2 separate regions of the Homo sapiens genome follow, and region 1 is linked to region 2. The links are chromatin contacts, found by Hi-C in ENCODE. All regions are on one chromosome and are shown on one strand. The core of a region is the stretch at or near the end of the contact, and the rest is flanking DNA. Distances in the headings are between cores, read along the strand shown.

Region 1 (4,972 bases), core at 21-2,520, 680 kb before region 2:
GAAAATGTGACTTTTAAATTGTTTCTGCTTCCCAGTTTGCAGGATTATTTGAAATAGCTAGAAACGGGGTGCAAAGCATTCCATTCAAAATCCGCTTTGCACAGAGTTGCTTTTGCGCGCTGGAGCTCGGAGTTTTGAGCGAGTGTGTTATTGTGCTACCGCCTGGAGCTGCGGCCCAGTTCCCGCCCCCATGGCCCCCCCATCCAGCACCTGGCGGCTAAATGGAGACAACTCATCCGACTGGTGGGCTGCGCGGGTCGTAACCTTCTCACCGCACCAGACAGGGGGGATCAAGCAATCCAGAGGCAACGAAACGGCTCTCCCCTCTCCACGAAATGCTCCAACTCACGGTCTACAGGTCTGGGCCGAACGCACACGCCCGCTGGAATCCCTCTCAGGGGCTCAGATTCGCAGCGCTCCAGGCAGGACCTCCCCCAGCCTCCCCGCTCGCTCGCCCCAGGCTGCGCGCCTAGGCCCCACGGCGGCCCGAGAGGTACCCACTTGTTGATCCGGCTGGCTTGCTCATGCTGGCTGTCCCGGGGCGGAGCGGTTGGTGGGCGCTGCCCGAGTCCCGGCCGGCAGCGCCCGCCTCGCCGCCGGGCGCCGCCGCTCTCCAGCTGCCCTCCAGCCTGCAAGGCTCCTGGGCGGGACAGGTGGGTGTCAGTCGCGCGCTGCGCTGCTCCCTGGGCGCTCAGAATTCGTCCAACAGTGGAAATTTAAGCATCCTTAAGTTTCTTCCCGGCTCTTGCAAAACCGCAGCTGCTGGGAATGCTGCTTGATATGGACACACACATGGACAGACAGATGGAGAGATGGACAGGAAGACTGAGGAAGAAGGAAGAACAGCAAGAGAGGGATGTTGAAAGACAGAGATGGAGACACGAAAATGGCCTTCCTACGGAGCGAAATCCCTCTTTTTCCCCATTCCTGTCACTCAGTCTTCGATCTCTCCCTCTACATAGGCATGCAGAGTGTGGGCAATCTCTGCCGACCGCTGGTCTCCCAAGGAAAGAAGGAAAACACTACCGCAGTCTCAGAGGCAGACGGGCTCCGCGCTGCCGGAACCCAAGCGCAGAGTGGGAAAACTAGATTGCTGGGAAATCTTCCGAGGGAAGAGGCGGCCAGGTCCGGGTTTCCGGGGAGAGCCGCGCACGCAGCGGCGAAGGGTCCCCGAAGTTCATTACCCCGTGACTTTGTGCCTGTCGCTGCGGGCTGGGTCCCCTGTAATATCTCCAGAAGCGCTCTGACAGGCAGCCGCGGGGAGGGGAATAGGGCGTCCCTGGCCCACTTAGCTTTTCCCCCAACTCCTGGCGGGGTCTGACGTCAGCCATGTGCGGGGAGGGGATGGGAAGAGGGAGGGGGTTAAATGCTAATGATATTAATGAACCTCCAAGCGGCTCCCAAAGAAAATGCAGGCGCTGTCGGAGCTTACGAGTTAGAAAGTGTGAATATGGGAGTGTGGCTCTGTGCGTGCGTGATGGTGAGGACGGTGCGGCTCGTAATAAAAATGAATTCGTATATTTCACGGCAAGAAGGAAGGGGAGGGGTGACGGGGCTTTCTCAAAACGCTTTTCCCCCTCTCTCCAGAGTGCCAGATAGATTCGCGGAAGAAATTGGGTGGCTGTGTGCTGGCGTGTGATTGTGCGCGCCGGACATGGCCATGTGAGTTGGTTCATTCTTGGTCCGGTGCCCCTTCTGTTGGGTAAAACTTGGATCTGGCCCGAGGTGAGTAATTTACTCATTTTGCACATATCTACGGAAAGTCAGGGCTGAGGATGGGGTCTTCTGGAGGTTCCGCGTTCCTTCGGCCTTCGCGCAGTGGGTTTGGGCACCAGCCGAGGGGAGGATGCCGCCAGCTTCCCCAAGCAGAGCTGGCCCATCCGACGCTGAGCGAATCTCTTGTCGCCTCCATTATCTGCACCGGGGCGGCTGGAGGGCAGAGCGTTCCCTCCCGCCGCTCGTCCTCGGCGGGCGTTGCGGGCTCCCGCTCTCCGGGCGGAGGAATAGTGAAGAGAGGCCCTCATCCCCTACCCCCTCCCCATTCCGCTTGCCTTCCCGCGATTCCTGAGCTCTCTCGCGCCTTGCTCTGTGCGCGGCGCTGGGAGAGCGCATGCCGAGGGAGCGATGATCCCCGATCTCTAAGAGATTAATTCTATTTAAGCTCTCTCGGCAGCTTGAACTTGTCGAACAAGAGCTTGCCAGTCCCTCCTCAGGGCGTGGACCCGGCCAGAGGTCAGAGGTTACACCTCCCGCCCTCCGCTCGACGTTCGCGGGGAGGGGAGCTGTGGCCGGCGCTCTGCAATTCCGCCAGCCCACCCCCCGGTCCCTCTTTCTCCAGACTCGGTGTCATCCCGGGCTTTCAATCAGAGTTCGCCTGTGCGTGCAAGTGAATGCTGGAGTCCCCCGAGCCCTGGGAGGGCGCAGCAGGTCCTCCGCCTGGGCGTCCCAGGGGGAGCGGGCTGTGCGCTCCAGTGGGCTCCGACAGCACGTGATTGCAACTTTCTGCCCAGCCTTGGCTCGGCCTCGAGCTCGGGGTCTCGCACACCACACACACCAGAGCCTGTGTCCTCCTTAGTGGGGCGCCGCGACCAAGGCTGGGGTCCCGGGGAAAGAGCAAGATGGGGGGATCTTTATCTCTCAGTTTATTCCCTCCTCCTCGGTTTTTCGAATTGGGACGAGATTGGGGGATTGTGGGACGAGGCCATAAGCGCGTAGGGGTTTATTAGGTGACAGGAGGAGAAATCAGCGTTTTTTGACAGCCAACTTGTACAGCCGCTTGTGGAGCTAGCCCGACCGGCGGCGTAGCGCTTTCTCGAACTCGGCGCCCAGAGAGGGGAGGAATTTCGGGCAGGATTTGAGAAACACAATAAGATGCCAGGCTCCGTTTGGAATCCTCAGGTTCTGGTTCACGCCAGAAATCCACTTGCTTCAGCCACCTACCACCACCACCCCCATAACGCGGACGCGATTATGGGGTTCTTTGGTTCAGGACAAAGAACTTCAAGGGTGGAACTAATTTATCTGGGGCGAAGATGAGGGCAGTGTGGGGGGTGATGACTAGACCCAGGCCTGTCTGCAGGGGAAGCATTTAGGGGTCTGTTTCGAGAAGGAGAACTACTAATTGCTTTGCCTGTGCGGGGGCTGGACGATGGCTTTCCTGGGCTCCAAACCACCTCTTCCCCTACTCTCGAACGCTCCTGCCAGGCTGGCTCATTTGTAGGCACCAAAACTTCTGGAAAATACTCCCAAGGCTCATCAAATTGTCTCAAAATCAAAATGGGTATCTTCCCTCTTTTTCCTGTCACCAGTCCCCGATCAAGCATGGTGTCAAGAAGATGCCTACGGAATACACACACACCCCATTCAGCCCTGGCGAAAGGCACAACACTGCGCGCACACACCCGCAGCATATGCATCCTGTGTTCTGTGCGCCCGGCTGTAATTATCGGCGCGCTTTGCATAAATCACAATACAGTTCTGAAATCATCGTGATGACTTTCTGGCATGACTGGTTCAGTGGTAACGGCGGCAACAAGCTCCAGGGTAGGCGGGAGGGGCTGAGGCCCCGTCGCCCACCAGGTCCCAAATAAGCCTGGAGCCTTAGTGCGGGCTGCCTTCTACTCAGGCAAAGCTGCTGCAGGCCACGGGGGACCTCGGATTTAAGGCGTAGAAACTTGGGGCTACCATGGGTACAGCTCAGAGAAGAAAGCCTTTGCAGGACAAAGACTATGGCTCTTCATCTTTCTATCCACAGGCCCCAGCATGCTGCCTGATTCATAGTAGGTGCTGCATAAATGTTGGGCAAATGAAGGGAAGTCACCTGCAGATGCCCTGAGGGGCCACTGGAGGCACAGCCAGGCTAAACGCTGGAAACCACGAGATAGGGATTCAGGGCTGTGCCAACAAGCTGTGTGACCTTAGGCGAGTGGCTAGACCTCTCTGGGTTCCAGATTGTTATTTGTAAAAGGATTCTCACCCTGTTCGGTCTTAACTTTCAAAGATTTTTTCCTGTGAGTCCATTAAAGGAAATGATTGATAAGGGGCAAATGCCATCTGGCTCAGAATTATCTTTTAACAGAGACAAGACCTTAAGTTACAAGGATAAGTTTATTGCTTTGGAAGGTGGTGGGGATAGCCACACCCTCAGAGGTTCTGAAACCCTTCTAAACAGGTTCAGACATAGCCCCTAATTTCCTCTGTAGGCGCTTGTGAGTATGGAGCTCTCAACCAAAACCAAAGCCTAAAACGCAGGGAAGGTTCTTTTATCGAAGGATGTTTACATTTTGGTCCAAGAGATAGGAAATAAGATCATGAGAGGACCATGGATCAAGGGGTATTTCTGCCCATCCATCAATCTACCCACTCATCAAATACTGAGCACCCACTATATGCCAGACCCTGGGGATATAGCAGATTAATGACATGACTCCTTTCTCCATGTAGCAGGGAGCAGACACATAAAAGATGATAAATGTTTTAGATTGGGATGAAACACAGGACACTGGAGATATATACAAGGAGCCCTAAACCAGTGTGCGGTGACATAGGCTGTCCAGAATTGCCCTGGAAAGCTGGCCTTGTGTTAGGAGAATCTACTGATTCTACAGTCCTCTGAGGACTGTATTGTATTATAGCTCATTCCTCTGCTAGTGCCCTGTTAAAGAGAATCCTATTAACTAGGTTGTATGAGAGAGGCAGGGGTACAGAGCACCCCTCAAAGTTTCAGACTATCTGAGGTTGACTGCTAGCCCTGCCATTCACTAGCTTCTCTAAAAACGGTGACATTTTTTCCATTAACACCCCCTCCACACACACACATTCTTCTAAATTAAAATACCGAAGGTGAAAGGACAAGCTTTCCCATCAGCTAGCAGAGCTGATGGAATTGGTGTTAAAGAGACCCCTTCCCCAATCCCCTGTGATCGACCCCTCACAGAGGCCATTCAACCTCTAGAGAGTCACTCCTTTAAAA
Region 2 (5,030 bases), core at 1,996-4,495:
CAGCTTAGGCCACGCTAGCTGTATACATTCCTTTCTTTCTGCCGGGCAGTGATTACTTACCAGGGCTTAGTTTACACTGGTCCAGATGAAAGCCGTTCAGATGAAGGCAAACACAGCCAGGCAGCTCCAGCGGCACCGATATGAAGCTGCACAAGGCCACATTGTGTTCTCGGTGACATTTTGTTGCACACATTTATATACAGGGCAACCAACTTGTTATGTTACTCTACACTTAGGTTCAGGGAGCTGGAGGAGTAATAGTATCATGATGTTTGGGGAGGGGTTTTGCTGATGTGATTATTAATATTAAAAACAGAAAGATATTAAGGAGCTCAAAATAATCCTTCCACCTTTTGACTTTGAGAAACCACTTTTTAAGTGAGGACTTTTGGTGCTGTTATATTAGAAGAATGCCTACTAAACAATTCCACTAGACTCTCAGGCATGGTATACTTGAACATGACTAAAATTTTTGGTTAGGGGTATTTTACTTTGGTCCAAAGAAGAGAGAAAACACTGATCCTACAGACAATTGAGTTATTTGCCGTGTAAAACTTCTTATTTAATGCTACTCTGGATTGAAAGGGTGAGGATTAAAACTTCAAATAGTGGGTGGTGATTTGGAAGGAAAATAATATTTTAAAAAGAGGAAATTCTGTGCACCAAGGTTAATTCCATACTTAGTCCTGCAGCATCGGCTAAAAATTGTGTAATTTTTCCCCTTCACACAATGTTGTTTTTGTTTCTTCCTCACCAGTTCAGACAAACATCTGTTATACTGCAGAAGGACAACTATCTCCCAAACCACGGACTGCGCCTGCAGCCAAAATCAACAACGCGAGCCCCAAGCATCGAGCACAGTCAGCCTTTATATCCAGCCGGGATAACATTTCACATGTTTTGATTAAAATTAGCTAATTTGTAATTCTAGAACCTATGAAACTTAAAAGCTGCCATCCATATAGATCACATTAGGCAGCGTTTTAAAGGGCCAGAGCTCCTTGTGATTTCCTAGTGGCTTTCACCTCTCTCCCCCTTCCCCACCCCCAACCTAAAATGAAATGCAAAAGTAAACTGGAAATGCAGGACAGGAGGTAAGGGTAAGTGAGGAAGAATGGTTATTATGGACTGTTTGAATTTTGTTCCCATCAAAAAACAACAACTTCTACCGGTCTTAAAAAAAATAAAATAAAACTGTCCATCATTGGAATCAACAGTGGTTTCCACCATAAGAAACAGCATTGATTTCCAAGGCAAATCTCCCTTAACTCTCCGTTGGACTCATGCTGCACCTCATGCTTCCAGGTACTAAGTTCCTTATCCAGTAATAAAACCCCTAATTCTGATATTTAGGTTGCTTCTGACATTTCTGAGAAGTAAAGCTAAGCATATGCACCTAGGTACGCATACATATATGATATATATCCATGCGTCCCCTGCTAAGCGTGAGCTATGATAGAAAATGCTTGTTCTAATGAAGAAAGCGTCAAAGCGCAATAAATTTGACTTACTTGCACACCATTTTCATCCAGTTTGTTTTTTAAATACAAACTGAACCAAAACTGGCCAAGTAGTAGTATTAAGCCACCTGGTAGTATTAAGGATTTCATGCAGAAGATGGGGAACACCAAGAAGACCGCAAAATGCAAACCTGCTACTTTTTGATGGCTCGCAGAAAAATAAATAAATTGTTTTATATCAATAGAGACTCGTGAAATCAACACAGAATAAAACCCTCGCCCAGGCAAAAGCCGCAACTTCATGGAAAATAAGGAGGTGGGGGGCAACGAGGGGGTCCAGAGCTGAGCGGTGCTCTTGTGCAATTGCTCTAACGCGAACAGCTGGAGCGCCAGGCTGCTGCGCTCTCCACCTCTGGTGCACCGCTGGCCTGGCGGGGAGCCCAGCCTCGCCGAGAGGACTCCGGGCCGGCCTTAGCGAACAATGGACAGGCGCCCTGCAAAGGCCGCCCCTCAGACAGCTGTCCTCCAGCGGGGCTGGCCGGGGTCTGCTTGGCTGGGAAGTGAGGCAGGCAGAGGCGAGCGGGAGGCGGAGGCTGCCAGTGGTGAGGTGCGGGCGGGGGCGGGCGAGGAGAGCGGTCAGGACCGTGCCCAGACCCGCGCCTCTCGGGCCGCAGCTCGCCGGGCACTGACGGGCTCTTCACGCCGTCGCAGCTGGTTGGTTGGGGGGAAGCGGGATTGAGGAGCAGGAGGGTGAGCTGGGGGAGAGGGGTGGAATAGAGCTCTCTCCGGGGTGCCCCGGCCAGGAGGCTCCTAACTTTGGAGGGACCCTGAGGATGATTCTCAAAAAGGGGGGAGAAACTGCACCGTCCACTGGGAAAGCCTCTTCCCCTGCCCAACGCCGCTCGAGTCCCCGGTGCCCTCGCCCTGAAACGCGTCCGTGCCAACCTGGGATTCGTAAGGTTAAATAGTATGTGGTCCCCCCTCATCAAATCTGAGGTTGGCAACAATTTCGGGGATGCAGCCCTCGAGTTGGCCTCTGCTTTACACCTGGAGGAGGAGCGGAGCCGTTCTGGGCATCCTACAGAAACTGACAAGCGCGCCCCGGTACCCCCCAGATCCATACCACGGCCCACGGGGAGCGGGCGCAAGAAAGAGCTCAGTCTCCCTGGCCCCCGAGATCAAAAAATACCTTCATCTCCTCATTGATCTCCCTTTTCACTGGGTGAGCCGGCTTCCTGCTCCGTTTATTTTCGGGAGGTCTCCCTTCTTTCTCCATTTCTGCCATGTTTTTGTGTCTGGTTTCTGTGGAGATGAAATGGCTGCTGCCGCCGCCGGCGGTGGTGGTGGCGGCGGCGGCGGCGGTGGAGGTGGTGCTGATGGTGGCGAGGCTGGCGGAGGTAGCGGTGCTGGCGGGGCCGGACCGAGCCGCGAGGGGGAGGGCAGGCGCCGAGAAGCGGGGTCTCTTCTAGCGGCGGAGGACGTCAGTGGCTGTCACGGGTAAGGATAGTGCGGAGAGTCTCGGGGATGCCGCCGCCGTCGCTCCGGCTCCTGCTGCCGCCGCCGCCGCCGCCGCAGCCAACGCCGCCGCTGCTGCCGCTGCCCCTGCCGCCCTCGCTGCCGCTGCCGCTCCCGCCGCCGCCGCCGCCGGGCCGCATCCTCGGGGCCCCGTGGAGTCGTCAGCCATCTTCCGTCGCTCGGTCCGTCCGCATGGGCGCGGGGAGCAAGGGCCGGCGCGGAGAGCGGCCCCGGGCGTGCGTGCGCGGCTGTGTGTGAGCCCGGGAGAGCGCGCCAGCCCCGGCGCCCAGCGCCTCCCGCGAGCCGAGCCGGGGGCGGGCCGGGGGCCGGCGCGGGAGGAGGGGAGGGAGCGCGGCCGGGAGGGGGTCGGAGGGAGGGGAAAGGTGGGGGGGGCGAGGACAGCCCCCCGGCTCTCGAGCGGGCGTGGCTTCCACCGTCACTGGATACGCGGATGCTGCGCGGCTCCGGGGGCTGCTCGCAGCCGCCTGTTCATCCGCGGCGGGCACGGGCGGCTCGCGGCGCCCCCCGCGGCCGCCACCTCCCCGCCACACGCCAGGGGCGCCGGCGCCCGCTCGGAACCCAGCCCTGCTTCTCAGCTCCGCGAGGTGGGCTGGGTTGCGTGTGGAGTTGGTTTTTGAGCCCGTCCTAGGAGCCGCTGAGGAAAAATGAATGGGGGTGAAAGGAGAAGGTTGGGCGGCGGGAGGTCGCGAGACCTGAGGTCGCCTGGCTAGAGGGCCGCCGTCCCCCGGGGAGGGTTGACTGAGCCTGCCGCCTCGGGGGTGCAACGCTGGGGTCTCGGGGAAAGGAAACCACAGCCCGGACGAGCTTCCCCCCACTGAGCTGCCAGAATAGTTTCCCCCTCCGGGGGCCACCGCAGAGTGCGCGGAGGCTGGAGACCCCTTGGAGAGGTCCCCGCGCCCCGCCCGGCCGGTCCTCCACGCGGCGCTGCCTCGGACTGCAATGGCAATGAAGCTTTTGCCTCTCAAAGAACTACTTAGAAGTAGGACATCTCGGCCTTCAGCCCCTTCATTTCTTTTTCCCCTTGTTCCTTCTCTCTTTATCTCTCTCTCACTTATGCCCTGCTTCAAAGTAACAGCTTTACGCGTGACCCCGCCTGCACCCTTATCTGGGTGTCCTGGGTTTCGCCCAAAAGGTTGGGCTGAGTGGGAGCTTCTGGGAGCGCACGGTCCCGCGTAGGGTCCCGCTCACCCGGACCCCGAACGCCCTCGCCACGCCCCGGTGGGATCCTCCCCTCCCCGCCTGGTTGCACTTTCTCCTCCCGACTTCCCAGCTAGCGCCTGCCCTCCATGGAGCGGTGCTCGCTCCCTCTGCGCTCACAAGTCCCCTCTTTGGCCCTCTCCTGCCACGCCTGGGGCCGAGGTCTGATTGAGTCTGTCCCTGTCCCTGGGTTGAGGCATTGGGGGTGACGACTGGATGATGTTTCTGTGATACGCGCGGCTCTGAGCGCTCCCACACGTTGCAGAGGACACATTGACGTTCCCGGCTTCTCCTTCCCGCGCCTCGACACTTCATAATTACCTGACACAATGCGATATGGGGGTGTCCATTGTTCCACTGCATGTTACTGTGGAGTGTTCGTTATGACAGTGGTGGAACTTAAAATTACACAATTTTTTTAAGTTCCTAAAAGAATGAATTCCGTGTGGGGATATGAGTAAGCTTTCCATTAAATCTCAGTTTGGCCTGTCAAACGAGGCTCATTCTGGGTATTACATCGCCTAATTTGCATTTTAGCATTGTTTTGTTTCTTAAATGTCACATTAGAGATACATGGGCGTGTACGCAGGAGAGCTGAGTACCTCCACGTTGCCTATTTTGCATTTTAGCATCATTTTGTTTTTAATAAACGCCAACTTAAAAACATCTGGGAGTGCACCCAGGAGGGCTGAGTACCTCCTCCCTCCTGATTTCTTCTCTTCCCCGTCCCGGGGAGGCGAGGGGAAGCTGCACCCTGCTCCCCGTGGCTGCCTAGATCCTGGGCAAGCCAGGAGGCCAGAGCGAGCCAGGCTTTGCGCCTGCAAGGGGTCCGCGCGA

Evidence for each region. A loop is a pair of places that touch in the nucleus more often than their neighbours do. Pooled maps may share reads with other maps.
Region 1: a loop to region 2 is called in a pooled map, with 13 times the contacts of the local background. The contact joins the promoter of NR2E1 here to the promoter of SOBP in region 2. A Hi-C loop is called at or near these places in 5 of 37 single-sample maps with no recorded cell type and 6 of 50 pooled maps.

Annotation. Positions count from the first base shown.
Region 1 is chr6:108,162,320-108,167,291 of GRCh38, reverse strand. NR2E1 (nuclear receptor subfamily 2 group E member 1) reads right to left here and starts at 1,270. Exons shown (of 9, transcript NM_003269.5): 1 at 502-1,270. The coding sequence starts at 526. RefSeq lists enhancers at 1-425, 1,326-2,227, 3,129-4,030.
Region 2 is chr6:107,488,332-107,493,361 of GRCh38, reverse strand. It overlaps SOBP (sine oculis binding protein homolog), which reads right to left and starts at 3,245. Exons shown (of 7, transcript NM_018013.4): 1 at 2,650-3,245. The coding sequence starts at 2,745. RefSeq lists silencers at 2,866-2,925, 2,966-3,015.